2 separate regions of the Homo sapiens genome follow, and region 1 is linked to region 2. A link is a loop called in an ENCODE intact Hi-C map of the cell type or tissue named here. Cell type or tissue: B cell. All regions are shown on one strand. Links, peaks and the distances in the headings refer to the core of each region. The heading gives the core; the rest is flanking DNA. Region 1 has its middle 51 kb from the start of VPREB1. Region 2 has its middle 48 kb from the start of TOP3B.

The links. Hi-C counts contacts between places; a loop is a spot of excess contacts. Peaks named below come from ENCODE experiments on the same cell type or tissue, not always from the same donor. Only the 100,000 strongest peaks of a DNase experiment are listed, where the experiment ranks them.
Region 1: a loop joins it to region 2, with 4 times the contacts of the local background. A loop is called at or near these places in 7 of 110 quality-filtered maps.

Annotation. Positions count from the first base shown.
Region 1 is chr22:22,186,687-22,201,516 of GRCh38, forward strand. It overlaps IGL, the pseudogene BMP6P1, IGLV6-57 and the pseudogene IGLVI-56. Among named protein-coding and RNA genes, the nearest start is that of VPREB1, 51 kb to the right of the region's middle. RefSeq lists silencers at 8,823-8,882, 14,469-14,763 and an enhancer at 13,845-14,654. In B cell, for the core only: CTCF peaks have their summits at 8,822 (motif pointing right) and 9,024; DNase peaks (open chromatin) are centred at 8,855, 9,315, 9,625 and 11,505; H3K4me3 peaks cover 1,125 bases; H3K27ac peaks cover 1,658 bases.
Region 2 is chr22:22,023,761-22,038,590 of GRCh38, forward strand. It overlaps the pseudogene PRAMENP, IGL, the pseudogene IGLVI-70, IGLV4-69 and the pseudogene IGLVI-68. Among named protein-coding and RNA genes, the nearest start is that of TOP3B, 48 kb to the left of the region's middle. RefSeq lists enhancers at 4,890-4,959, 5,608-5,737, 6,437-7,217, 6,595-6,854, 7,218-7,997 and 4 more and silencers at 2,844-2,963, 7,645-7,764. In B cell, for the core only: CTCF peaks have their summits at 6,901 (motif pointing right) and 7,101; DNase peaks (open chromatin) are centred at 7,021, 7,601 and 8,605; H3K4me3 peaks cover 1,282 bases; H3K27ac peaks cover 4,042 bases.

The DNA of each region.
Region 1 (14,830 bases), core at 4,487-12,486, 160 kb after region 2:
AAAAACATACAGAAGCACAGTGGAGGTGGAGGGATAAGACTTTGAAACCATCTCATGCTGATGCCTTACTGCCCGAGAAAAATTTTAACGGACCTTGCTAATAATTTGCTCACTTGGTAAGTAACATGAGTAGTTGTTGGTCTGTACTAAGCTGAGTTTGGTTGTCTGGTAACTACAGAAACTTAAACTTAAAAGGTACCCCCCAAGCCCACCAAATTTAATTTTAGCTATAGTTCAAGCTATTTGGGTTATTAGTGAGTAAATAGGGAAAATAATCTCAATGGAGTTAAATGTATTCTTGGGTAAAGTATCAGCTGGTTTATTAGTGTCTATCAAAGGTACATTTTACAGATAGTGAAAGTTGGGGAAGTAGGAATAACTCCTCTATTCACAGATTTCATTCCCAGGAAGGCAAATTTTATACTGGATCCACAGTCCAGGCCATAGCCCGGGCTCCTTGGGGATGCCTCTGTCTCAGTCTTTGCTGTTATGAGTTTGTGCTGGAGTTCTGTTGGTGTGAAAATATACTTATTTCAGTCAAAACAAACCATATCATTTTCACATCTCAGTCCTCCATTTGCTGTATTCTTTGCTAGTACCCAAAGTAGACTGATTAAACTTTGAAGTGAGGCTTAGAGGAGTGGAAAGCATTTGTGACAGGCTCCATGGTAACTGTGTAACATGTGAAAGCAATGCTGCACCTCTTCTTTATTGGAATGACTTTTTGACCAGCACATTAACTTGAGGACTGCCGACTCTAATATCTATTTCAGGAAAGCGGTGCTTTGTCTTTTTACTACAGAGCATACCACGTGATTGGGTTAGAACCAACAAAGGAAATAAAATGGGAAAGGGTGCCCCACCTTTAAGAATGGCTTTAGGGGGATGAGTGTGCCATTTATGAATGGAAATTATGATTTTCTCTTGTAGAAAGGAAGGCTCAGATTAAATTTTAGAATATTTTTAAAATATCTTTTTCACCAACATGTACTGGGAAAGCAATTTCATACTAAACTGATTAAATGATAGTTTTATAATCTATAACTGCAGTAATGGTTTTTTTGTAAATATGAAGTATAATTTATTTTATATCTGTTTTGCTGTAACATTGAAGGAAATACCAGACATTTTCTTTAAGTGTTTATTTAGAAAGTACCAGGAGATGGTTCCAAGATGGCCAAATAGGAACAGCTCCAGTCTACAGCTCCCAGCGTGAGTGACGCAGAAGATGGGTGATTTCTGCATTTCCAACTGAGGTACCGGGTTCATCTCACTGGGGCTTGTTGGACAGTGGGTGCAGGACAGTGGGTGCAGTGCACTGAGTGTGAGCCGAAGCAGGATGAGGCATCGCCTCACCTGGGAAGTGCAAGGGGTCAGGGAATTCCCTTTCCTAGCCAAGGGAAGTGGTGACAGATGGCACCTGGAAAATCGGGTCACTCTCACCCTAATACTGCGCTTTTCCAATGGTCTTAGCAAACGGCACACCAGGAGTTTATATCCCGCACCTGGCTCAGAGGGTCCCACGCCTACGGAGCCTCACTCATTGCTAGCACAGCAGTCTGAGATCAAACTACAAGGTGGCAGTGAGGCTGGGGGAGGGGCGCCCACCATTGCTGAGGCTTGAGTAGGTAAACAGAGTGGCCAGGAAGCTCGAACTGGGTGGAGCCCACCACAGCTCGAGAAGGCCTGCCTGCCTCTGTAGACTCCACCTCTGGGGGCAGGGCATAGCCAAACAAAAGGCAGCAGAAACCTCTGCAGACTTAAATGTCCCTGTCTGACAGCTTTGAGGAGAGTAGTGATTCTCCCAGCATGTAGCTTGAGATCTGAGAATGGACAGACTGCCTCAAGTGGGTCCCTGACCCATGAGTAGCCTAACTGGGAGGCACCCCCCAGTAGGGGCAGACTGACACCTCACATGGCCAGATACCCCTCTGAGATGAAACTTCCAGAGGAATGATCAGACAGCAACATTTGCTGTTCAGCAATATTCGCTGTTCTGCAGCCTCCGCTGCTGATGCCCAGGCAAACAGGGTCTGGAGTGGACCTCTGGCAAACTCCAACAGACCTGCAGCTGAAGGTCCTGACTGTTAGAAGGAAAACTAACAAACAGAAAGGACATCCACACCAAAAACCCATCTGTATGTCACCATCATCAAAGACCAAAGGTAGATAAAACCACAAAGATGGGGAAAAAACAGAGCAGAAAAACTGAAAATTCTAAAAATCAGAGTGCCTCTCCTCCTCCAAAGGAATGCAGCTCCTCACCAGCAATGGAACTAAGCTGGACAGAGGATGACTTTGAGGAGTTGAGAGAAGAAGGCTTCAGACAATCAAACTTCTCCGAGCTAAAGGAGGAAGTTTGAACCCATCACAAAGAAGTTAAAAAATCTTGAAAAAATATTAGACAAATGGCTAACTAGAATAACCAATGTAGAGAAGTCCTTAAAGGATCTGAAGGAGCTGAAAACCATGGCACGAGAACTACGTGACGAATGCACAAGCTTCTGTAGCCGATTTGATCAGCTGGAGAAAGGGTATCAGTGATTGAAGATCAAATGAATGAAATGAAGAGAGAAGAGAAGTTTAGAGAAAAAAGAATAAAAAGAAATGAACAAAGCCTCCAAGAAGTATGGGACTATGTGAAAAGAGCAAATCTACATCTGATTGGTGTACCTGAAAGTGATGGGGAGAATGGAACCAAGTTGGAAAACACTCTGCATGATATTATCCAGGAGAACTTCCCCAACCTAGCAAGGCAGGCCAACATTCAAATTCAGGAAATACAGAGAATGCCACAAAGATACTCCTCGAGAAGAGCAACTCCAAGACACATAATTTTCAAATTCACCAGAGTTGAAATGAAGGAAAAAATGTTAAGGGCAGCCAGAGAGCAAGGTCAGGTTACCCACAAAGGGGAGCCCATCAGACTAACAGCTGATCTCTCGGCAGAAACTCTGCAAGCCAGAAGAGAGTGGGGGCCAAAATTCAATATTCTTAAAGAAAAGAATTTTCAACCCAGAATTTCATATCCAGCCAAACTAAGCTTCATAAGTGAAGGAGAAATAAAATCCTTTACAGACAAACAAATGCTGAGAGATTTTGTAACCACCAGGCCTGCCCTAGAAGAGCTCCTGAAGGAAGCACTAAACATGGAAAGGAACAACCGGTACCAGCCACTGCAAAAACATGCCAAATTGTAAAGACCATCGAGGCTAGGAAGAAACTACATCAACTAACGAGCAAAATAACAAGCTAACATCATGACAGGATCAAATTCACACATAAGAATATTAACCTTAAATGTAAATGGGCTAAATTCTCCAATTAAAAGACACAGACTGGCAAATTGGATAAAGAGTCAAGACCCATCAGTGTGCTATATTCAGGAAACCCATCTCACGTGCAGAGACATACATAGGCTCAAAATAAAGGGATGGAGGAAGATCTACCAAGCAAATGGAAAGCAAAAAAAGGCAGGGGTTGCAATCCTAGTCTTTGATAAAACAGTCTTTAAACCAACAAAGATCAAAAGAGACAAGGCTGTTACATAATGGTAAAGGGAGCAATTCAACAAGAAGAGCTAACTATCCTAAATATATATGCACCCAATACAGAAGCACCCAGATTCATAAAGCAAGTCATGAGTGACCTACAAAGAGACTTAGACTCCCACACAATAATAATGGAAGGCTTTAACACCCCACTGTCGACATTAGACAGATCAACAAGACAGAAAGTTAAGGATATCCAGGAATTGAACTCAGCTCTGCACCAAGCAGACCTAATAGACATCTACAGAACTCTCCAACCTAAATCAACAGAATATACATTATCAGCACCACATCACACTTATTCTCAAATTGACCACATAGTTGGAAGTAGAGCACTCCTCAGCAAATGTAAAAGAACAGAAATTATAACAAACTATCTCTCAGACCACAGTGCAATCAAACTAGAACTCAGGATTAAGAAACTCACTCAAAACTGCTCAACTACATGGAAACTGAACAACCTGCTCCTGAATGACTACTGGGTACATAAAGAAATGAAGGTAGAAATAAAGATGTTCTTTGAAACCAATGAGAACAAAGACACAACATACCAAAATCTCTGGGACACATTTAAAGCAGTGTGTAGAGGGAAATTTATAGCGCTAAATGCCCACAAGAGAAAGCAGGAAAGATCTAAAATTAATACCCTTACATCACAATTAAAAGAACTAGAGAAGCAAGAGCAAACACATTCAAAAGCTAGCAGAAGGCAAGAAATGACTAAGATCAGAGCAGAACTGAAGGAGATAGAGACATAAAAAACCCTTCGAAAAATCAATGAATCCAGGAGCCAGTTTTTTGAAATGATCAACAAAATTGATAGACTGCTAGCAAGACTAATAAAGAAGACAAGAGAGAAGAATCAAATAGACACAATAAAAAATGATAAAGGGGAGATCACCACTGATCCCACAGAAATACAGACTACCGTCAGAGAATACTATAAACACCTCTATGCAAATAAACTAGAAAATCTGGAAGAAATGGATAAATTCCTCGACACATACACCCTCCCAAGACTAAACCAGGAAGAAGTTGAATCTCTGAATAGACCAATAACAGGATCTGAAATTGAGACAACAATTAATAGCTTACCAACCAAAAGTCCAGGACCAGATGGATTCACAGCCGAATTCTACCAGAGGTAGAAGGAGGAGCTGGTACCATTCCTTCTGAAACTATTCCAATCAATAGAAAAAGAGGGAATCCTCTCTAACTCATTTTATGAGGCCAGCATCATCCTTATACCAAAGCCTGGCAGAGACACAACATAAAAAGAGAATTTTAGACCAATATCCCTGATGAACATCTATGCAAAAATCCTCAATAAAATACTAGCAAACTGAATCCAGCAGCACATCAAAAAGCTTATCCACCATGATCAAGTGGGCTTCATCCCTGGGATGCAAGGCTGGTTCAACATATGCAAATCAATAAACGTAATCCAGCATATAAACAGAACCAAAGACAAAAACCACATGATTATCTCAATAGATACAGAAAAGGCCTTTGACAAAATTCAACAGTCCTTCATGCTAAAAACTCTCAATAAATTAGGTATTGATGAGACGTATCTCAAAATAATAAGAGCTATTTATGACAAACCCACAGCCAAAGTATCATACTGAATAGGCAAAAACTGGAAGCATTCCCTTTGAAAACTGGCACAAGACAGGGATGCCCTCTCTCACCACTCCTGTTCAACATAGTGTTGGAAGTTCTGGCCAGGGCAATCAGGCAGGAGAAAGAAATAAAGAGTATTCAATTAGGAAAAGAAGAAGTCAAATTGTCCCTGTTTGCAGATGACATGATTGTATATTTAGAAAACCCCATTATCTCAGCCCAAAATCTCCTTAAGGTGATAAACAACTTCAGCAAAGTCTCAGGATACAAAATCAACGTGCAAAAATCACAAGCATTCCTATACACCAATAACAGACAAACAGAGAGCCAAATCATGAGTGAACTCCCATTCACAATTGCTTCAAAGAGAATAAAATACCTAGGAATCCAACTTACAAGGGATGTGAAGGACCTCTTCAAGGAGAACTACAAACCACTGCTCAACAAAATAAAAGAGGATACAAACAAATGGGAGAACATTCCATGCTCATGGATAGGAAGAATCAATACCGTGAAAATGGCCATACTCCCCAAGGCAATTTATAGATTCAATGCCATCCCAATCAAGCTACCAATGACTTTCTTCACAGAATTGGAAAAAACTGCTTTAAAGTTCATATGGAACCAAAAAAGAGCCTGCATTGCCAAGTCAATCCTAAGCCAAAAGAACAAAGCTAGAGGCATCATGCTACCTGACTTCAAATTATACTACAAGGCTATAGTAACCAAAACAGCATGGTACTGGTACCAAAACAGAGATATAAACCAGTGGAACAGAACAGAGCCCTCAGAAATAATACCATGCATCTACAACTATCTGATCTTTGACAAACCTGACAAAAACAAGAAATGGGGAAAGGATTCCATATTTAACAAATGGTGCTGGGAAAACTGGCTAGCCACATGTAGAAAGCTGAAACTGGATCCCTTCTTTACACCTTATACAAAAATTAATTCAAGATGGGTTAAAGACTTAAACGTTAGACCTAAAACCATAAAAACTCTAGAAGAAAACCTAGGCAATACCGTTCAGGACATAGGCATGGGCAAGGACTTCATGTCTAAAACACCAAAAGCAATGGCAACCAAAGCCAAAATTGACAAATGGGATCTAATTAAACTAAAGAGCTTCTGCACAGCAAAAGAAACTACCATCAGAGAGAACAGGCAACCTACAGAATGGGAGAAAATGTTTGCAATCTACTCATCTGACAAAGGGCTAATATCCAGAATCTACAAAGAACTCAAACAAATTTACAAGAAAAAAACAACCCCATCAACAAGTGGGCGAAGGATATGAACAGACACTTCTCAAAAGAAGACATTTGTGCAGCCAACAGACACGTGAAAAAATGCTCATCATCACTGGCCGTCAGAGAAATGCAAATCAAAACCACAATGAGATACCATCCCACACCAGTTAGAATGGCGATCATTAAAAAGTCAGGAAACAACAGGTGCTGGAGAGGATGTGGAGAAATAGGAACACTGTTACACTGTTGGTGGGACTGTAAACTAGTTCAAGCATTGTGGAAGACAGTGTGGCAATTCCTCAGCGATCTAGAACTAGAAATACCATTTGACCCAGCCATCCCATTACTGGGTATACACCCAAAGGATTATAAATCATGCTTCTATAAAGACACATGCACACTTATGTTTATTGCGGCACTATTCACAATAGCAAAGACTTGGAACCAACCCAAATGTCCATCAATGATAGACTGGATTAAGAAAATGTGGCACATATATACCACGGAATACTATGCAGCCATAAAAAAGGATGAGTTCATGTCCTTTGCAGGGACATGGATGAAGCTGGAAACCATCATTCTGAGCAAACTATCGCAAGGACAGAAAACCAAACACCACATGTTATCACTCATAGGTGGGAATTGAACAATGAGAACACTTGGACACAGGGTGGGGAACATCACACACTAGGGCCTGTCGTGGGGTGGGGGTAGGGGGGAGGGATAGCATTAGGAGATTAATGTAAATGACGAGTTAATGGGTGCAGCACACCAACATGGCACATGTATACGTATGTAACAAACCTGCACATTGTGCACATGTACCCCGGAACTTAAAGTATAATAATAATAATAAAAAGAGTCAGCCCCCTAGCCTGGCAGTGCTGCTCTACAGGCACCCTCAGCCCTGATCCCTTCACTGCACCTAGGGGACACAGTTTACAGGACTGAGTCAGTGGGACACCCTGTTCCTTTACATTCCCAGTCATGGGCTCAGATTCTGCACTTGTCTCACTGCTGGAGGGAGGAGCCTGCATCAGTCACCCTCAAAGAAGACATGAAGTTATTTCACCTGTAAAGGCAAGAAACTGTTCGCAGCACTGGGGGCAGGCTTGGGGAAGATGAGGTTTGTGAGGATGTTGAGAATTCATGCAGCTCATCCTTCAGCCCTATAGCTTTCCAGAGAAGTGTATAATGGGGGTCACTAGGCATGTGAGTAACTGATTTGGTGAAAGATGCCACTTCAGATCAAAAGTGCATTTCCCCTTCCCCAAGGTGTCAGCAACACTGAAACATATTTGACTAACTTTATAGAGGAAGATTAAGATAGAGGATGAGAGAGACATAAGGCCTCAGGAATATCTTAGCCAATAGAAAGCCTGCTGGAAGATGCATTTCCAATATGATTAGACTGATTGAAAACCTTGAAACTAAACACTTCCAAAGGAGACTGGGACCCATTTCTCCTGAGAATGACAACACAAAAAATAGTAGAGGAAACCAACAAACCAAAAGCAGACACTGTTTCAGATCTATTGAAAATCCTCAAGATAGTCTCATAATATAATATTCAAAATATCTAGGATACAATTCAAAGAAACACTTGTTATATCAAGAAGTAGAAAAATTCACCATTTGAATGAGAAAAGGCAATCCAGACATCAACGCTGAGATGATTTAGGGCTGAAATTACCTGACAGATATATTGAAATCAGCCACCATAAAATCCTGTTGATGAGCAATTTCAGGCATTCTTGAAACAAATGAAAAAGGATAAATTCTCAGAAAAAATAGAAGTCATAAAATCAAACTAAATATAAATACAAATAAAATAAATGAAAAATTTAAAAATACCTCTCTGGAGAGACTCAAGAACAAGTAACTATGAAACTAAAATCCACGCATTAGAGAAGACACTTAACACTGTTAACTAGAGAAGCACAAACCATAGTTATCACAGCCCAGCAGGGCGAGCAATCAGTCTGCTCAGAAGTGAGAGGCCTGAAAAAAAACTCCTGGTGTCCCTGATGGTGAAATCTGGCCCCTGATCCCAGGGTTCCTCCCTCTTCGTGCTCAGAGGGCTAGACCTAGCAGTGAAGGGTTCCCAACCTCACCCTATGTGGCCCCTCCAGAAGGCAGAGCCCATTCTTGCTGATATTCCCGATCTCCAATAACACAAAGTCAAAGAGAATGTCTTAACCAGAGTACTGAGTCTTGGCCTATCTGAACATATTTCAAAGTTTAAATGTACAGTGAGCATAGGATGCTGAGCAGAGGCCCCCTGGACAGTGGCTGGAGTTGGGAGCAGTGCAGGATGGAAGGACAGGTCAGGGGCCCTGAGCACCTGTACCTGCACCTGCACCTGCCCAGGGTGGACATGACTCCCACATCCACCAGAGGGCGCTGTGGTCTAAGCAACTAATCAGAGCTCCCCAGATCCTCTGCTGTTTTCCCTCCACCTGCTGGTGTTTCTGTGCCCTCCAGATGGTGTTGCTCCTCCCCCTTCTATGACCACTTTTCAGCCATAACCTTGTCTGAGGTCAAAGGAGGGGGTTGTGCAACCTCCAGAAAGGGAGAAATTTGCATGGAGCCCTACCACTCTGAGGATACGCGTGACAGATAAGAAGGGCTGGTGGGATCAGTCCTGGTGGTAGCTCAGGAAGCAGAGCCTGGAGCATCTCCACTATGGCCTGGGCTCCACTACTTCTCACCCTCCTCGCTCACTGCACAGGTGGCTGCCTGCAAGGAATTCAGGGAGCGTTCCTGGATGTCACCTGGGCTGATGATCTGTTCCTCCTGCCTGGGAACCAGTCTTCATCTCTCCCCACTGATCTCTGTGTTGCTCTCTTCTTGCAGGTTCTTGGGCCAATTTTATGCTGACTCAGCCCCACTCTGTGTCGGAGTCTCCGGGGAAGACGGTAACCATCTCCTGCACCGGCAGCAGTGGCAGCATTGCCAGCAACTATGTGCAGTGGTACCAGCAGCGCCCGGGCAGTGCCCCCACCACTGTGATCTATGAGGATAACCAAAGACCCTCTGGGGTCCCTGATCGGTTCTCTGGCTCCATCGACAGCTCCTCCAACTCTGCCTCCCTCACCATCTCTGGACTGAAGACTGAGGACGAGGCTGACTACTACTGTCAGTCTTATGATAGCAGCAATCACACAGTGCTCCAGACCCATGGGGAAGTGAGACAGAAACTCCCCAGAGCATCTCTACCTGGGCCAGTCTCAGCCTGTCTCCACCGGAGAGGGTAGCTCTCCCATCTCTCCTGTCTAAGTGCTTGAGGTGAACTTTGCTTATGACTTCCTCTTTTCCTTTTCAAAATACCAATCTGTTTTTCCACACCTTGATGGCTGATTTTCTGATATGTGCACGATCAATTGTGGGATAAATGTAGTTTATAATCGGGTCTCTGAGCCACACCATGATTGATGTTCTGGTTGGGGCTGCCTTGCACAGTATAAGTTATTGACTTGCATCTCTGGCCTCTACCCTTAGATACTATTAACACCCTCCCCTCATTTGTGACAACAAGACTGTCTTGAGACACTGCCACATGTCCCATGCTTGGGGACAAAATCAGCCCAGGTTGAGATACTCAGTTAAAGAGCATGTCTTCAGCTACTAAGAAGCTTGGCTTTGAAATGTGTTTATGCCATTCTGCTGAGCATGAGGCTGGTTTTCTAATTTTTGTTTCTGGTTCCCATCTATGAGACAAAACAATAACACCAAACTTCAATGTTTTGATGGTTGAATGGTTTTTCCAAGCAACAAGAAGTCAGAGATTGTGCTACTTAGAGGTGTAGAAGCCCTAACCAGATCCTGTAACACAGAGTTTAGCTCTGACTAGGACAGCACACAATGCCTTCCATCAATCTCCAACCCACAGCCCGCAGGCTGCATGCAGCCCAGAAAGGCTTTGAATGTGGCCCAACACAAATTTGTAAACTTTCATAAAACATTATGATTTTTCTGCAATTTTCTATAGCTCACCAGCTATTGATACTAACAGTTAGTATCAGTTTTATGTGTGTTCCGAGACAATTCTTCTTCCATTGTGGCCCAGGGAAATCAAAAGATGGGACACCCCTGCTTTGCACTTTTGTACAATGCACATGGAAATATAATAGAGCCTTCTTCCTTCTAAGGTCATGTGACTCAGCCATTGAAAGGTGGAAGTGCTGAAATGAGCTCCATATGAACGGACCTTGAAAAATTATGCTCAGTGAAAGGAACAAATGCAAATATCTAGAAATGAAATGTCTAGAAATGACTGTATTTATAACAAATGTCCATGATACGTAAATTCATGGAGGCTGAGAAGATCGAGATTATCCTCAAACCTTGTGATAATTTAGGTGAAAAGGATGATTTCAGAATTGGATAGAAAGTGATCTACTTCAAAAATAAGCTGGAAATGCCTCCACGAACAGAGGCGATGCTTTGCGGAATCCTAGGTGGAGAAGTGTATCAGGTGCAGATGAGGTCTTTAAGAATACTTCTTGTTTTGTTTTGTAAAATTAAATATGAATAAGAACACTGTGGGCCAGGCGCGGTGGCTCACGCCTGTAATCCCAGCACTTTGGGAGGCTGAGGCTGGTGGATCACGAGATCAGGAGATCGAGACCATCCTGGCTAACACAGTGAAACCCTGTCTCTACTAAAAATACAAAAAAATTATCCAGGCGTGGTGGCAGGCACCTGTAGTCCCAGCTACTCGGGAGGCTGAGGCAGGAGAATGGCGTGAACCAGGGAGGCGGAGCTTGCAGTGAGCTGAGTTTGCGCCACTGCACTCCAGAGCCTGGCTGACAGAGCGAGACTCCATCTCAAAAAACAAAACAAAACAAAAAAACACTGTGCTTGCTCGCTTACCTCCTCCTCAGGTCATTTCCTGCAGTCTCTAAGAACAGTCCGCCTGGCTTCCCCATCTCCTCCCTGAGCGCCAGCATCTGGGGCGTGAACAGCACAATCAAGGCCACACCTGTGAGACCCTCAGTGAGTCAGCAGGGCTGTGTCCTGGTGATGTCAAGGGACACGGGGTCAGCAGGGGACCTGTGAGGCTGTCTCAGGGGGTGAGCATGTCTGGCCCTGCCAGCTGGGAAGGCCCTCAGGAGGTTGAGGGGAGCTGAGCACACAGTGAGCTCACTGAGCTGAGATGGGAAGTGACTGCAGCTGTCAGGACCTTCAGGGACACTCAGTCTAGGATCAGGCTCTCTCACCCTGTGGGGCCTGGTTCAGGTCAACTCCTCATCCTCCTCTTCTTCCTCCAGACAAGAGAGACATTGCCTATGGCTGAGGGGTCCTGGAGGTGATCCGGGTGCAGGGACATATTTGAATGTAGGAAATTCTCTCCCAGTGAGACCTGTAGAGACTAAAAGAGCGTTAGGAACATTCACTGTTACTGCTGGAGTCTTAGGGTGCAGATCTCTTGAGCACCTGCACCATGGCTTGGCCCCTCTGCTTTTTGACCTCTTCCCTCCCTGCCCAGCTGAGGCACATCCTGCTCTGGGGAGAAGGGTCTATGCGGTCCTCAGCCCACCTCTGCTCCACTCCCTTTCTCACAGGGCTCATTGTTTTCTCTTTCTCTCCACCCTCCTGGGTCTGTGGTCCACATGGCACTGACAGCCTCTTTCACTGACCAAGCCTCCGGGACTGACAATTACAATCACCCACCCTGGAAACAGCCATAATACTGTCAATCAAGGCACAGCTTGGATTCAGGAGCACCTGGGACATGTCCCCAAACCTCAGACCCAGAGGGGGTAACAACCATCCCTCAGGGACCTCAGGGAATTTCCCAGCCCCATGTTAGGCAGTTTGGCCTCCCTGGCCATCTCTGGGCTCCAGGCTGGCGACGGTGCTGATTTTCACTATTTAGCACAGAATGGCAGCCTCGCTGATTATTCTCTGATTATCTGGATGCTCTGTGACTCCTTCTGTGCATCTCTGGGATCATCATTCAGACTCACCTGCACCCTGAGCAGTAACATCAATGTTGTTTGCTATGACATTTACTGGAAACATGACAGGGCAGGGAGCCTTCCCTCCCTGGTATCTACTGAGATTCTACTGAGATTCAAGCAGAACCAGGGCTCAGGGTCCCCAGCCTCTTCTCCGTGTGAGTGGGTGCCGTCGCCAGTGCTGAGGTTTTCCATATCTTTGGTCTCAAGCTTGAGGATGAGGCTACTCATGGCACAGTAGTGCCTCTCACAGTGCCATGGATGGGATGTTCTCTCTAAAATAGAAGTCTTTTTTTTTTTTAGTTTGGCCCCTTTGATAAGTAGATTCTATAATAATTAAAGAAAAAAAGTAATGTCTTTTTTGGAGGGTAGAAACACTGGTGAAAGAGAAACCGGGAAGGACTTGGCATGGGGGGTGGGTGGGCTTCAGGCCACGGCTCTGACCCCCACGAAAGGAGAGAAGGAAGGGGGATTAGTAGGAACTGCCCCAGCCCACAGGCAGGTCAGACGTCAGACAAAGCCTCAGCCGACTGAGTGGGTTCTTTCCCAGGGGTGCCCATTAGAAGTGCCCTGCTTCCTGCAGGAAGACCTGGCTGGAGGGACCCTGGGGTCCTCATTGCCTGGAGCCAGCCCAGGGGCAGGGGACATGTTAGTCACTTGTGGTCCTCCTGCAGGTTCTCCCAAAGAGGCATCTGAGTGGGACACTTCCATAGCCGCCACCAGCACTGCTGCTGCATTCCCCCTCAGGACAGGGGTAGTGCCTTCCTTCCCTGGCTCATCTACCTGAGCCCCATGTGAAGTCAAAGCTTAGGTGTCTCAGGGCTTTCCCCCAACAGGCCCTGCAGCCACTGAGACCCTTATATACCCTGAGCTGCATGCTGTGGAGAGAGGGTCTGTGGAAGACCTTGGCTCTTAGCCATCGACTCCTCTGGGGAACACCATGAAATCCTCAGACTGGGGATGTCCTCTGGAGCCATCTTTATCCTCTTCTTCTTCCCAGTATCTCCTGCTCCATGATCTGGGTCCTGTCCCTGGCCCTGTTGCATCTCCAGTGTCTGATCCATGCCAGCCCTTCCTTAAATATGTGTTGAACCCATTTCCCATTTGCCCAAGAAATGAGTGCTGGCAACGAGCTGCACTTTTTTTTTTCTAAATGGGAAATGGGTCAATAAATGAATGAATGAATGAATGAATGAATAACAACGCAACCTGAGTCTCCTGTCACATGGTTATTTTAAGACCTGCATTTTTCTTTACCCAGGAGGAAAATGAGTCCCTGCAGCTGTTATTGCCTCTGAATTGAGCTAACTTGTTTCTACACTGTCATGCCATGGTCACAGTGGGACAGATGTACACCAAGCCTACCATAGCTTTCAGCCCTGCCCTTCCACCCGCCCCGCCTGTGGCAGTGATGGCATCAAGGCTTCCCTCAGAGTCGGCCTCTACCCACCACACACTCTGGGCCATCTCCTGCTCTCTGACAGCCTGGGGTTCAGTGATCCCTGTCCATGTGTCCTACCTCAGAGACACCTGCCACTCCTCCCCTTCCCTAATTTCTCTGCCATCCTGTTTCTCCAGCCTCCCAGGAATGTCCCCTGCCCAATCTCCTGTCTCAGGTTCTAGAACTTGTCCTGGAACTTCCCCAGAGCTGAGTCTCTAATAGGAGAGCTGATGACAGGCACAGCCGCGGTCAAGCCCTCTAGCCAGCAGATGGAGGAGAATCAGCCTGAGGGCCCTGTGCATCCTCCCTGCTGCACACCTGGGCCCATAGCCCCCTCCACCCTCCATATGCTCCTGCAGCCCCCACCTCAGTGTCTGCCTCAGTGTCTCCTCCCAGCACCTTCCTCAGGAAGGGCCTGAGATCTTGCATGGTGTGTTTCCCCTTGGTGAACTCCTAGTCACAGCAGCATCCTGAGTAAGAGCCTCCTGGTGAAGAGATCGTCTTGGTGCTCCACCCTGGCATTGTGTCCTCAGCTCCAGGGCAGGTCACATGCTTTCCTGGACCAAGATTACATGCAGTCCACCCCTGCTGGCCCCTGCCCCACAGAGGGAGGCCCGGGGTCAGGGGTGGCACCAAGACCACAGCTCCACTGATCCCTGTAGGAATTCTTCCTGCATGTTTGAAAGACAAGAGTTACAGAAACAAAGCAGAGGGAAGATTCTGGATCATTGCAAAAGGAGAAATTTGCCTGCAGACCAGCAGGGGGCGCGGTGAGAACTTCTCTGTGTATTTCTGCAGGACAGGTGCTCACAGCTGGGGAGCCCTCAACTGACAGAGGCCCAGGGCTGCTCCTTCACTTCCTCCTGGGACTCTGCAGCCTTGTCTCATCTGTGCCTGGCAGAGTCCTCTACACATGACCCTGTGTGTGGTCCCAGCAGCTGCTGCTTTCTCTGGTCCCACCCGTGGGGCAAACTCTTGCTTCATGCCAGCCTCCCTGTC
Region 2 (14,830 bases), core at 3,602-11,601:
TGATCCCAGTCTGGTTGACTTCCTAGCTCATCCTGTGACTAAGAATGCCTAACCTCCTGGAAATGCAGGCCAGCATGCCTAAGCCTCATTTAATCAAGCCCCTATTCAACATGGAGTCACTCTGGTTCTAACACCTCTGACTTAGGGTGGCTGCAGAGCTGGAGGTGCAGATTGGGGCAGATCAGCCTCCTGAGAAAAGCACACAGAGCCACTGCGGGGCTGTGAGGTGGGAGAGATGAACTCACATTGGCATTTGATCAGTGACTCTCCAGCTGTAATGAGAATAGAATGGAGAGGCCTGGGACAGGAAGACAGGATGTGGTTGCTCATGCCATCCTGGTGGGAAGATCTAGGTGAGTTACTGTGGGGTAAAGAGGAGAGAGCAGATTCCTTGTCACTTTATGCTGTAGAATACATTGGACATGGAGAGGGCTTGGAGCTTGTGTGTGAGAAAAGCAGATCTATCTCGGCTGACTCCCAACAAACTGGCTGAGAATTTAGATGGAGGATTATTATTAAATAAAAGAGGAAGACTGAAATGAATATTGTCATCGTATTTTTTTACCCAGGGTTGGGATAGGTGGAAATGTGTGTGTGTGTGTGTGTGTGTGTGTGTGTGTTTAAATATTCACTAATTTTTCAATTCAAAAATATTTACTGCGTGACTACTAAGTAATAATATTATACAGGTTTTAGCGTTACCATGGAGAATCAAATTGTCAAGGTCACAGGCATCTTTTTGTTTTGTGTGGATCACTGTGAAAGATACTATGCTAAATTTTTTCTGAATCATGCAGATGAAAGCATTAAACACATACACAAACATTTACGTTTGTGTGTGTGTTGTGTGTGTGTGTGTGTGTATGTGTAATCTATCTCAGCATACAATGCCACTGAAACTACACTTGCGGATTAGGTCCTCGGAAAAATAATCGTGTTAACATTCACGATGCAAATAGAATGGTACCTGACACAAAGTAAGTGCTATAAAAGAATACTTGAGGCTGGGCGCGGTGGCTTATGCCTGTAATCCCAGCACTTTGGGAGGCCGAGGCCGGTGGATCACCTGAGGTCAGGAGTTTGAGACCAGCTTGGGCAACACGGTGAAACCCCGTCTCTACTAAAAATACAAAAATTAGTCAGGTGTGGTGATGGGTGCCTGTAATGCCAGCTACTCGGGAGGCTTAGGCAGGAGAATCGCTTGAACCTGGGAGGCGGAGGTTCAACAAGAGCAAAGCCCATTCTCAAAAACAAAAAATTTGAATGGTTAAATCACATTGGACTGTGAGTAAAGGGCTTAGACAAGGTGTCTCGGAACTTTTGGGTCATCTTCTTGATCTTTCCATAAAACTCTAACCCTTCTATTCTTAACCTCCCCCATTCCCAATTTCACCCTGATGTGCACATCCTACCTGGTGCCTAGTCATCCCGGTGGCCCCTCTCTGGGCTGTATCTAGGGAGAGTGGTGACCTTGGTCATCTTCCTCAGGTCCAAGTATCCATAAGAGAAGCAGACTTTTCTCTCTTTCATAATGATGGTCTCTTCTTGAATAATTTCCCTGTGCATTTTCATTAAGGGTCTCACCCCATCAAGGGTGTGATGAGGACAGTGATGAGGGTCACGGAGCCCGGCCTCCCACGGGGGGATGTGGGGTATGATGAGAGAGAGAAGCAGGTGCCCTCAGGCCCATATGGAGGCTGGGGAGGGTTGTTAACCCTCCTGCCCTCCTGGCCACTGGGTGCAGGACATGTTCTCTCTGAGGCTCACTCACCTATGGCCCCAACCACACAAAAATCTAAATGGGGAAGAAGCAGAGGATGACTTCATGCTGAGGAGGCCCATCTTGCAGCGAGAAATGTGCTGTGGTGAGCACCTGCAGCACAAAGAGCCTGGGGTGGGGGTGGAGGGGCGTGAGCGCTGCCTCTGTGTGGGGATGGTGTGCGCAAGGCAGTGCTGAGGACCTTCAAGCCAGTCAGGAATGAACCTGGGCTCTGAGACAGTGGAGGGAAGTGTGGCCTGTCCCTGAGGGTCTGTGGGGGTTTCAACTGGGAAACCAGGCCCTGGACCCCTACCCTGGGCCCTCTGCTCTGTGCTTTCTGGGGCCCAGCAGCTGGGACCTCCCAGGAGCAGAAGAGGCTCCTCTAGCCCCACCCCACACTCAACTTTCCCCAAGTTCAGGCCCAGGGATAGCAGGGGGAGGGGTGTGATTTGCATGAAGGGTGCTCTGTGCCCTCTTAGGAGGAGAGGATAAGAGAGACTCTGTGCAGTTCTGCTCAGCTGTGGGCTTAGGAAGCAGAGCCTGGGGCATCTCCACCATGGCCTGGACCCCTCTCCTCCTCCAGCTTCTCACCCTCTGCTCAGGTGACTGCCTGTGGAATGCCAAAGTGATTATTGGGGACACATGGGATGACTTTTCTCTTATATTTTAACATTGTGGGGTGGGTAGTGAACCCAGACTCACCTCTCTGTGCCTGCCTCCTCTGTTCCAGGGTCCTGGGCACAGTCTGCGCTGACCCAGGAAGCCTCGGTGTCAGGGACCGTGGGACAGAAGGTCACCCTCTCCTGTACTGGAAACAGCAACAACGTTGGAAGTTATGCTGTGGGCTGGTACCAACAGATTTCTCACGGTGCTCCCAAAACTGTGATGTTTGGAAATTCTCTGCCCTCAGGGATCCCTGACCGCTTCTCTGGCTCAAAGTCTGGGACCACAGCCTCCCTGACTATCTCGGGCCTCTAGCCTGAGGACGAGGCTGATTATTACTGTTCAACATGGGACTACAGCCTCAGTGCTCACACAGTGCTGCAGGCACATGGGGAACCGAGACAAAAACCTGCCCTTGGCCTGTCCCGAGGCTGATCACTCCATACTTGCCTATGACAAACAAAGAGGGTGCCTGTGGCTGATCGTACAGTTTAAGCAAGGGAGGAAGTGAGACTCAGCCACAGGCCCCTGCAAAGGGTCAGCGGGCCTTGTTCCCACATTGTCTCTATTTGAAAAAGTGAGATAAATTTCACTTCGTATAAAATGTACAATTAAATTGTCTTATTGTGTTTACAGAATTATGCATCTATCACCATAATCTAATTTTAAAACGTTTTCATCACCCCACAAAAAAACCCCCACAATTAGCAGCCACCCTTCACCCTTTCTCCCCAGCCACTGGTCATTGCTAAAGACTTTCTGTAAAGAACATGCATTTAAAGACCTAAGAAACTCAGTGATGCCAAACAGCTAGGTTTTTCAAATGCCCAAGCATGTAATAATAGATTACTGAAACCAAAGATAAAGACACAATTATGAAAGCAGACAGAAAGCTTTATAATATATACAGAAAATCAACAATTCAAACAATGAGAGGTATTTTATGAGTATACATTGAGGCCAAATGGCAGTGTTATGTTCTTACAAAGTCAAAAGAAAGAAAGAAAGAACTGTTGAGTCATAATGCTATATCCAGGTAAAGATTTTTTTTTTTTAAAAAAGGTAAAAAATAAGACTTTGTCAGATGAAGAAAACCTGAAAGAATTCATCTAAAAAAAATCAAAACAAATCAACTCTAAGAGAAAATTTTCAGGTGGAAGATAAATGATAATGGAAACATTGAACCCAAAGAATGCAGGAAGAATAACCAATAAATATAGTAGTAAAAGACCAAATTTTTAGCTCTACAGTTCTGGAAAATATGCATATCAAAAGCTAAGTTATAGCATTTTTGATATAATTTCTACTTATGAAAAATATTATATATACATATATACACATATATACATATATATACACACACACACACACACACACACACACACACACACACACACATATATATATATACATGAAACTTCAACCAAAAGAAGGAACTGTAAGGGGTCTACATGACTGGGAAAATATTAGGCCTATTATTAAATCTAAATAGATCATGAATAGTTACATGTACATGTTGTAATCTTTACAGCAACCAATGTAAAACTGTGCAGAGATACCAATATAAAATCAATATAAAAATCAAAAGAGCCCACTAAATAATACTCAAATAATCCAGAAGTAGCAGAAACAGGGTGGAGAGGAACAAAAGTTATAAAGAGAAAAAGGAAACTTACACTAAAATTGTAAGCTTAAATCCAACCATGTGAATAATTTCATTAAATGTAAATGAACTAAGCACATATATTAAACACAGAGTTTGTCACACTGAGAAAAATAAAAAACAAGAGACAAGCATGCGATTCTATAATAAACTCTAAATAGAAGTATATACACAAAAGTAAAATGATAACACAAATAAACACCTAGTTAAAATGGCATAAAGCATTACTTCAATGTTAATTGCATCATTCTGATTTTCTAAATTGCATATTGTGTTGTAAGATGCCACTTTTGAGGAAAACTGGTTGAAGTGTAACTAAACCTTTATTACATATTTTTTCACCTTAATGTGTATCTATAATTATGTTTACAGAAAACATTAAATGAAAGTAAAAGGATGGAAAAGTTTTATCATGTAATCCTGAATTAATAACACAAACATATAGTGTGGATATTTCTTTGCGTTTCTTTTTTGTTGTTGTCGTTGTTTTTTGAAAAAGTCTCATTCTGTTGCCCAGACTGGAGTGCAGTGGCACAATCTCGGTTCACTGCAACCTCTGCCTCCCAGATTCAAGTGATTCTCCTGCCTCAGCCTCCTGAGTAGCCGGGATACAGGCGCCCGCCACCACACCCAGCTAATTTTTGTATTTTTAGTAGAGATGGGGTTTTGCCATGTGGGCGAGGTTGGTCTCGAACTTCTGACCTCAGGTGATGTGTTCACCTCGGCCTCCCAAAGAGCTGGAATTACAGGCATAAGCCACAACGCCTGGCCTTTTTTTGTTTTGTTTTGTTTTTGAGACAGTGTCTCACTCTGTTGCCCAGGCTGGAGTGCAGTGGTGCAATCATGGCTCACTGCAGCCTCAAACTCCCAGGCTCAAGCAATCCTCCCACCTCAGCTTCACAAGTAGCTAAGCCTACGGGCACGCACCACCATGCCTGGCTAATTTTGCTTATTTTTTGTAGAGACAAGATCTCACTATGTTGCCCAGGCTGGTCTGTAACTACTGGGCTCAACTGATCCTCCTGCTTTGGCCTCCCAAATTGCTGGAATTACAGGCATAAGCCACCACACCTGGCCCAGTATGGATAATTCATGGGTAAAAAATGTAATACTTGAAAAACAAATTAGATGTTTTCTTATTATTTCCACATAGCAGAGTACTAACTGTAGGACATTGGGATGTACTTTTGAATAAGAAATGAAGGTTTAAAAAAAGATAAAATAAAACAAAATAAGTGCCTAAAACTGACTGGTGAGGGGTTTACCCAATGCATGAGCAGTAGAAAGAATTTAATTTTTTGCATCCAGGATACTAAAAAGTGGAAAGATAGATTTCTTTTTTTTCCTGTTTTACTTCTTTTGGGTTGCTCTATTTGATCTAATTAAAAAGCCTATTACTCCTATGCTATGCTGATGGAAGAGAAGTCTTCTCTAACTTAGTCCCAGTGAGATTGCCTCCTCTGGGCCAACAATGCTCATCTAGAACTTGGAATTTCGATAAATCCATTCTGAGGTGATGAGCAGCAGCAGCACCAGAAAAGTTGATCCAGGCCATCTAGGACCCTCCAGGGAAGGGCTCAGGCCTGTCAAAGAGGCCTGATAGAAACTGGGGCCTGCAGTCAGTCAGGGACATTGAAGCTCTCCTGACACGGTCCCACCAGCTGGGAAAACACTCGGGGTCTCCCTCGGGTTTGATCAGATGGCAAGTTCCCCATTCCCTGATTGGCCCAAAGCTTTGACCTGTTGGACCCGGGGCCTATCAAAGGCCAGGTGTCCTCTCCCCATTGGAAACCTCCCTAGGCTCAACTCTTCTCTTCTCATTCTCCTGCTGGCCTGGGAGCATCCAGGCCAAGGGGTGAGGTGGGGACAGCCCTACATTAAGTTTTTATTTCAAGGTAGAAAATCTGTCCCCTTGATTGTTTGGGAAACTATAAAAAGACTAGGGCAGCTCAGGGTCTAAAATACAGCTTCAGGGAGTACAGAGTTAGAGTGCAGAAACTTCAATTCCATTTACTCTCTAGCAATTTACCTAATATCAAAACATACAGTTATGTTATGTTTACAAATATGCACGCACCTCTATTAATATGTGTTCATAAGTACATACACATGCACCATTACGTTTACACATACATGCATGTAACACCAACTGATGTAAAAATCATTGTTTTATGTACTCAGTTTTCCTTTGAGTTTACCCTCTTTTCTCTACTTTTTAAAATATTTATTTCTAATTTGGGGAGCTACTAACTGAGATTATTTTTCATCTCACTGAAAAACAGTTTTAGAATTTCCTGTAGAGCAGTTCTGCTGGTGGCAAATTCCATCGGGTTTTGTCTGAAAAGTAGCCATTTTCTCCTATTTTTTCTGTTTATTATATAGAAAGATAACTTATATAAAGTAAAATTCACAGGTCTTAATTATACAGTTTGATGGTTTTTACAAATGCAGATGCTCATGTAGCCAACAGTCCGATCCATTCTCACAACATCTCCATTACTGCAGAATGGAGACATTCTGTTCCAGTCAATGTAAATTATCCCATTACACCTACCAAATAGAACGTGTATGAGAGACACCTTTCTCCTGAGGACTTTTGCAAAGTGGGGTGGATCATGTGTCCCGCTCCCACTGAAAAGGGCTAAATGGAAAACTAAAGTCTGAAATAAAATAGGAGGCTGCCCTGACGAGGGGTCCCACTTTGCCCTTGGACAGAGAACAGGCCGTGGTCAAGGCCCTGGTCCGGGCAGAAGCCTCTGTCAGGACCCACTGGCATCTGGTCACAGACACGATGGACCTGGGCCTAGGCAGAAGGGGGTGCTGTTGGTCTGCTGCTGAGGGCTCTGTGGGTTTCTCAGCTGGGAAACCAAACACTTGAACTTGGTCTCCACGCAGGGTTCACTGGGGCCAGCAGCTGGGCTCTCTCTGCACCCTTGGAGAGCCTCAGGCCAGGCCCAGCCCAGGTAACCCCTCCCAGAAATGTCACCCCACCACTGGGACTGACACTCAGGCACACGGAGTGATTTGGTTGGGCAGAGGAAGAGGAGCACATTTGCATGAAGGGCCCCTCTCTCTCCTCTGGGACTACAGGGTGGGTAAGAAATACCTGCAACTGTCAGCCTCAGCAGAGCTCTGGGGAGTCTGCACCATGGCTTGGACCCCACTCCTCTTCCTCACCCTCCTCCTCCACTGCACAGGTCAGGATGGCCCTCAGCACCCTGACCTCCAGCTCACTGATACCACCTCCCAAACTTATGCCAGGAATGTCCTTCCCTCTTTTCTTGACTCCAGCCGGTAATGGGTGTCTGTGTTTTCAGGGTCTCTCTCCCAGCTTGTGCTGACTCAATCGCCCTCTGCCTCTGCCTCCCTGGGAGCCTCGGTCAAGCTCACCTGCACTCTGAGCAGTGGGCACAGCAGCTACGCCATCGCATGGCATCAGCAGCAGCCAGAGAAGGGCCCTCGGTACTTGATGAAGCTTAACAGTGATGGCAGCCACAGCAAGGGGGACGGGATCCCTGATCGCTTCTCAGGCTCCAGCTCTGGGGCTGAGCGCTACCTCACCATCTCCAGCCTCCAGTCTGAGGATGAGGCTGACTATTACTGTCAGACCTGGGGCACTGGCATTCACACAGTGACACAGGCAGATGAGGAAGTGGGACAGAAACCTCAGCCTGCTCAGGGTCTTGTTATATGACAAGTTTTAAATTTTCAAATATGTTTTATATGTACACACTCCACTTGGAAGCACCGTCTGGTTTAAAATGTTTCTACTCTCAATTTCTCATTCAAGTTTTCTGAAGTCTCAGGAAAACTAAAAACAGAAACAAAAATATCATGATGACTATGAAATATTACCTAATTTTCCAAATATGCTGAATTCAGTGCCTGTGGAGCTAACCATTTTCTCTTGACAGAAGAAAAATGAGCCTTAGAAATTGTTTCCAAATCCTGAAAGAGTCATCATTCCATGTACTCAGGACAGATTTAGAGAGTGCTGACCCTGCCCTTTGAAAGATGTTATTTGCCTCTTAGTGCCCAAATAAGGAAGGATAATTAGGAATCAGAAGCCTACCTAGGGCTCCCCTCTCTCCTCTCAAAATTGCACTTGGTGTCATATTGCCCTAGAATTTATGCCTGGTGCTGGCAAATATTTTTAAATTTATTTTTTAATCTTTTCCTTTTCTGCAATCAAATTTCTTGAGGGGCTGAGAAGAAGAAATAGGCCCAGAGAGAAGCAAGGCAGTCTGGGTGCAGGCTCTAGACAGCCCAGGGAGAAGAAAGAGGGAGCAGCTCCCTGTGTCCTGGAGGGAGCCCTGTCCCCATTGGGCTTCCTGCTCTGATGTCCCCTAGTGGAGGCTCCTCAGGGAGTCCAGCCTCCCAGAACTGCCCTATAAACCTCACAGTGAGCTAAGCAAGTATATCCAGGAAGGAGGGTCTGTGGAGATGTGAGACTAAGGTGTGTTATGGCCTAAACACTGCCCATCTCCATCCTTCTTGGGGATGACAAAGTGAACAGTGGAGGAGACAGGATACATGGGTGCATCTGGACCTCAAGCAGTAGGCTGTTCTGTGGTCTGTCCCTAAATCTTGTGCTGGAGACCCCATACGAGAGCCACTCCCTGACCCTGGGCTGGAGCCCTCTACCCCCTGCTCACAAGACCAGCAGCTGTTTCCTTATAGGCCCCCAGGGAGCCACAGAACAGCATCAACCAAGACCATCCTCTTCATGTGTCAGCTTTTCAGGGAGGGATCGAAGTCATGGCCCAGGAAAGGGCTTGGACAGCCCAGGGGAGGAGGCTGGTTGGTATGAAGGATGCCCTCCTCACCCTGAGCTGCTGGAGGGAGTACAAGGGACTTGGAGAGCCCAGGCTCAGTTGATGATCCTCAGGATGTAGAGCTATGTATGGGTCTCCACTGTGGTCTCTCCCCCGCCTTCTCCTTCACTGCACAGGTGGCTAGGGCTCAGTGTCAGGGCTGGTGATCAAAAGACCAAGGTTTATGCATGTGTCTCTGTCCACTGACCCACCTCTCACCCTGTGTCTGTCTTAATGTCCAGCGTCCTGAGCCCAGCCTGTGCTGACCCAGCCACCTGCAGTGCATGCATCTGTGGGGCAGGTGGGTACCAGCTCCTGCACTAGAAGCAGCAGCAATGTTGGGCACGGGCATGTGCTCTGGTACAAACATGCCTCCGAGAGACCCAGAGCTCCACATATATAAAAGCAGTCATTGACCCTTAGGGGCATAGGCCCAATGCTGAGGCTCCAGGTTGGAGAACATGGCCTCTCTGAGCATCTCTGGACTCCAGGCAGAGGAAAAGGCTGATTTTTATTCTCAGCTTGGGACACAAGCACCAAGGCTCAGGCAGTACTTCAGGCCAGTGGGGAAGTGGGAGAAAAAGCTGCTGCCCATCCAGCAATGGAGCTTCTCTGTGCAGCCCCCACTTCTTGGGCAAGTCAGCTGATTAACGTTGCTTTTCATTTGTTTAGTAAAAATTTAGATTTTAAAACTCACTCCAGTGAACGCAGTGTGGAGAATGTGTTTCTGTCCTCTCAATTCTACCCTCACACCCAACCCTTGGCAGTAACAAATTGTCGTATTGTCTCATATTAAGAGAAATCCCTCAATACCAAGATCAGGCTGTCCTGGAAACCAAATCCATAATGGGTCAAAACAGGACCAGGGTCATTGTGTCTGACTCAGGATAGTCGACTCCCAAAGGTCTGTTTATCCACCTCATTCACTGAGAAGCTACTATGCACCAGCCTCAGATCCAGGGATTCAAGGTACATGATGAACAAGAGAGGAAGGGGCCCTGTCCTCATGGAGCTGACACTGAGTGGTGGAACAGATAAGGCAATCAAGTAAAAATGTCAATGCGACAATATGATGTCATCACACAGTGAGGAGAGCTCAGTTGGGGGTAGAGGAGCCATCAGAAGGTTGGGCAAGGAAGACACAGGATCTGACTCAAGTTTATGAAGAAAAGTCCAGATGCCTCAAAGAAGATGAACAAGGAGACAGCAAGCATGAAGGCCACGGGGCCAGTTGGGGTCATTGGAGAGAAAGGTCAGGTCTAGCCTGTGTTTGTAAGAGGAGGGACTGAAGCCTGGGTGAGGAGAGAGGGCTCAGGAATAGCCTTGGAAAGTGGAGGGAGTGGATGCGAAACCCCTGCTGAGGGGGCCTCCATGAGCAATGAGGCTGGGGGAGGCCCTGAGCTAATCACCATGATGGAAACTCAGACAACAGCCTCCCAGCCTCTTTCAAAGTTGTCACAGGACGCTTTTCTCTCCAAATGGCAAGGGGGGAATCCCACTATGAGTTTTATTTGAGATGTCTCTTCTCCATGTCCTGTCCTGTCCCTAGGCTAAATTCCCATGCGCAAACAAGATACTGCTCAGTCTCAGGTATCACATTCACACACAAATGCTCCAGAATGAGGGAATGCACTCTGACCAACCCACCAGGAATTTTTGCCTTTGAGAATACTAGATCAGATCACTCACACCATCTCCCCTGACACCATCATGTTGACCAGTGGGTTGTCTGATCGGTTTGGACAGCAGAATGCAGATGCCTGTAGTTGCAGCTGGGGTCAGTCACATGCTCATCTCATGGCTGGGAGACTTTGGGTCCAGACAACAGGAAAAAAAGGAGGTTTGCCTACGTGATCCCACAATGTGCATCACTCTGTCATCCACTCCCATCCTTAGTTCATGTTGGGTTTTGTCCTGTAGATGCTGGGACCTGGACAGGATCACAAGCCAGGCGATTTCTGGCTCACAAAGTTACAGCTCAAGCTCCCTGATGTTGCTGACATTCTTCCCACAGACCAATTTTAGACAGACACACTATTGCCATGCAGGCACTGACCTGAGATACAGGTAGTCTCAGGAGAGGGAGGAAGCAGATACACATCCCCATGATGGCCTCCTTGTCCCAGAGTGGGTAAGAAAGGCAAGGAGGCCAGGAAGCCACAGGAGTGGCCACTGCCCACCACCTGTGCACCTGTCCCTCCCTCAGGTGAGAAGCAGCCTGAGGGTCCAGCACCTGCACCTTTCCCAGTGCCCACACACTTCCAAGTGGGGCCTCCTTCTGCTCACCTCCCAAAGCTACTGCTTTCCGGGACATCTGTGTCATTGCTGAGAGTCTACTTTTCATGGGGCCCTTGTCCCAGTGGTCTGGGATCAGTGTCAGCCTGTTTAATTCAGCACTGTCTCTGTCCTTTCAGGACACCAATCTAGCTATTAAAGCTCTAATTGAATTCTCCTTTTTTTGCCCTGAAACTTTAGACTCTCCTTCTCAGTGTCTCTCTAGAATATTTTGTCTCTATCCAATAAGATCAAGTTATGTCTTCAGGCCTACAGCCACTTCTTTCCCCAAATTCTGCACCTTCTTTTAAGTTCTTATTCCCTCTTATGGCTTATTTTCCACTAACTAGCTAATGATGCCAAAACATTTATCTATTTTACCTCCTTCAGGAATAAAAAAGAAAAGCATTTATCAATAGCCCATTGTCACAAAGAAAGGAACAGAGGAGAGATATCTTCTAGAAAAATACAGGTGAACAAGGAAAAAGTTTTAATTCCTCATAGGAACTACTCCATGATCCAAGAAAATAAATTCCAGAGATTCAAGAGTTCACTCCTTAGAAACAACAGTGTAAATACAAGGTAGTAAATTTTCTTGGTTTTCTCAATGAATAACCTCAAAAGGGTTAGAGTATGATTATAATAAAAAGATTATACATTACTTTCAAAAATGTAAGATGAACATGTCAAAAATTTTAATCGACTCATATTTCTGAAAAGACCAGTAAAATGGTGAATAATTTTAAAGAACATTTTAAAACACACAGAGTTTCTATTCCACGAGGGCAGGACCTGTGAGGATAATTTCCTGTGTTAGAGAAACACTGTCCTAAACAACAATAGTAGAACTCTCTAAGCTCTGAATTTATCTTCTCCTGTAAGAAAAAATCTACAAAGTGACAGGATCCAATTTATATAAAATATCTAGCAAAGATTTTGGACATTCCCATCTCACACCTCCTCTCCAGGCTCTCCTCAAGTGAAATCTACTCTCCTTCTGCCCGTGTTCTCACCTTTCTGCACGCTTCCGCCTGCTGACACATGGCTTCTCCTGCTTTCCTTTCCAGTAGCCCTAACAGATCAGGCCCTGCCAGTAAGTAAGCTCCTGGCCTGAGGGAACCACATCGCATGTTACTGGATTTCTGAGGCACTTGCCCTGCCAGGGTCTCTCTTTCTGAATCACAATCCCTGTATTCCTGGGAATTCTCTTCTCCTGGATTCTGTTATTCAGCTCTGTGTTTCTCCCTCCATATCTACTTTGTGAATTTCTCTACATCTTCACCTGAATCCCAGGAAGCCTAAGGACATGCTGATGCTTCCTCAGTTCTCATGTCACACCCTGTTCCCTCCTCCTCTATGATCCCACCAGGTCATCCTGCATCAGAACCCTGAGTGCGGCAGAGGCTTCTCTGGCCTCCTTACCCCCAGTGGCAGAAGGGAGGAAGGGAGGTCCCCTGTGGCCTCCCATCCTTGTGCTCCCATTAGGGTCAGCATGAAGCAGGAATGAGGCTGTCTATATCATCATGGCATTCCCAACACTAAACTCTGTGCCCAGGAGAAGGTAGGCACTCAATAACTATTTGACAATTGAAGAACTGCCTCTCACCACACTGGCCACATTGTACTGGACTCAGGATGGGGCTGAACTGGAAGAGTCAGCTGTGAACCTGCTCTTGTCTCTGCCCTCAGCCTGAGAGCTGAAGGGGAACCTAACAGGGAGAGCACCCATGGGCAGGGAAGGTACATTAGTAGCCTCATCCTGTTTGTGAGGCTCTGCTCAGCCTTGGGAATCCCTGTTTATTCAAGGCAGAGAAGAAGGAAAACAATTAACCAGGCCTGGCCAACAGGCAGCATCTACAAGGCGATGAGTTGAGGGCCAGATGGTCAGAGTTGGTTCTGGCATCTCTCAGGCGCCTCTCTCCATGTTGCCCTTTTTTGCGATCCAGGGGTGAGGTTTCACCCCACTGAGCCCCCACCCATCTAGATGGGCTCTGCTGAGAGAAAAACCCATTTTCTAGATGAGCCCACTGAGGCTCAAGGGGCACATGTACTTGGTGATGCACCTTCTTCCTTTAGAGACTGGTCAGCCTAGAACACCCCCTCTCGAGTGGCCTTCTGGTCCCTCATCTGCCCAGCCCCACCCAGATCTCCATGAACCTGAGCTGTGTGAGAGAAGAGGGAAGAGTAGGAGGAAGGGAGGAGTCCAGGCCATGGTGTGGATGTTGCAGGAACCCCTGGGTCTTCAAACTGAGGCTGGACACCGCAATGTTCTTTTTATCTCCCTCAAATTTTTTGGTAAAATGTCAGTGCTTGTCTGGTCCATTATTCAAACCTGATTCTTTTTACCACCATCATAGGCATACATTTCTGAGTCTTCATCCCAGAGAACAGCTCCTCTCTAAAGGGGAGGTGTAGGGTGGCTGTGAGTTCTGAGTTTGCCCCTGGGGAGGAAGCACCTGCTCCACCATGTGCACAGGCCTGTAAGCAAGAGTCCAACTTTGTTGAAATAGGAACCATTTGAGTTTGCTTCAGGCCTTGCTGACCTCAGAAGTTTCACATTGTCCCCTGGTGACCTCTTCACAATGATGTTAGTGGTGATGGAACAATGCAGGACAGAAGGCCTTCCTTACTTTCTTTCAACAAAAAAATGGTGTATTATCTAGCCTGACAGTACCCTAGCTGGAGACAGTGAAAATAATTTACATTTTAAACAAATAATGTTTGTTATTTTTTCAATCTCATGAGTGTAAGATAAAAGTAATCCTATCTCAATACCAAAACAAACAAACACGAAAAACCAGAATCTGAGGAGACTGAAGTGTGTTGATTGAGAGACAGTAAGAATAACTTAGTCCAGCTCCCCTGCCTGGCTGTGAAATCCAATGATCCAGTGTCCCACTCTACAGACAAACCTACAGGTTTTTCACCCAATGCAGACAGAAGACATGGTATTGAATTCATGAGTCCCCGCTGAGAGTCACAATAGGCTGGTGTGGCACAATGCATTATGGGAGGCACAGAATGAAGGGACAACATGTATTCAGTGGATTCTGCTCTCTTATCAGACTGAGTCACTGCACAGACTGCTCACAGGGTTTCTCCACTGCATTCTGCCTCACATAAATAAACACCAAGAGCCATAGGATATTAGTCAATTATATTTTCTCCTTCAGTGTCATACTTGAGATCTCTATCATATTTGAAATTGGACTCAGAGAGCTTCAATTATTTTGTTGCAATATATATTATCTTTACAAAAATTACCTAGACTACTGTGTTTCTGAAAAATAAATCTTACAATTTATTTTACTTCCATGATGGTATTAAACTTGAATGGTTAGCATATCAGCCAGTAGTGTGTCTGGGGCTGGACAACAGAGAGTGTTTGGGGTCCATTCCTGAAGGGTGTGTGTGTGCTCAGAGCTGGCATCATCCACCTATTCTGACTCCTGCCCTCTGCTAAGTCCTCACAGCTGTGAACTTCCAAACCCCTGGGACAACACAGCTCCACTCCTGCTCATTCCCCTGATCCCCAAAGGCACAGGGCCCTGATCCTGACCCAAACACAGAGTGGGATCAAAAAGCTGAGAGGTTGTCACTTGCATAGGTGGATTTTTTTCCTCAAAGAGTATAAAGAGAGGGAGAAAGATTGGGAGA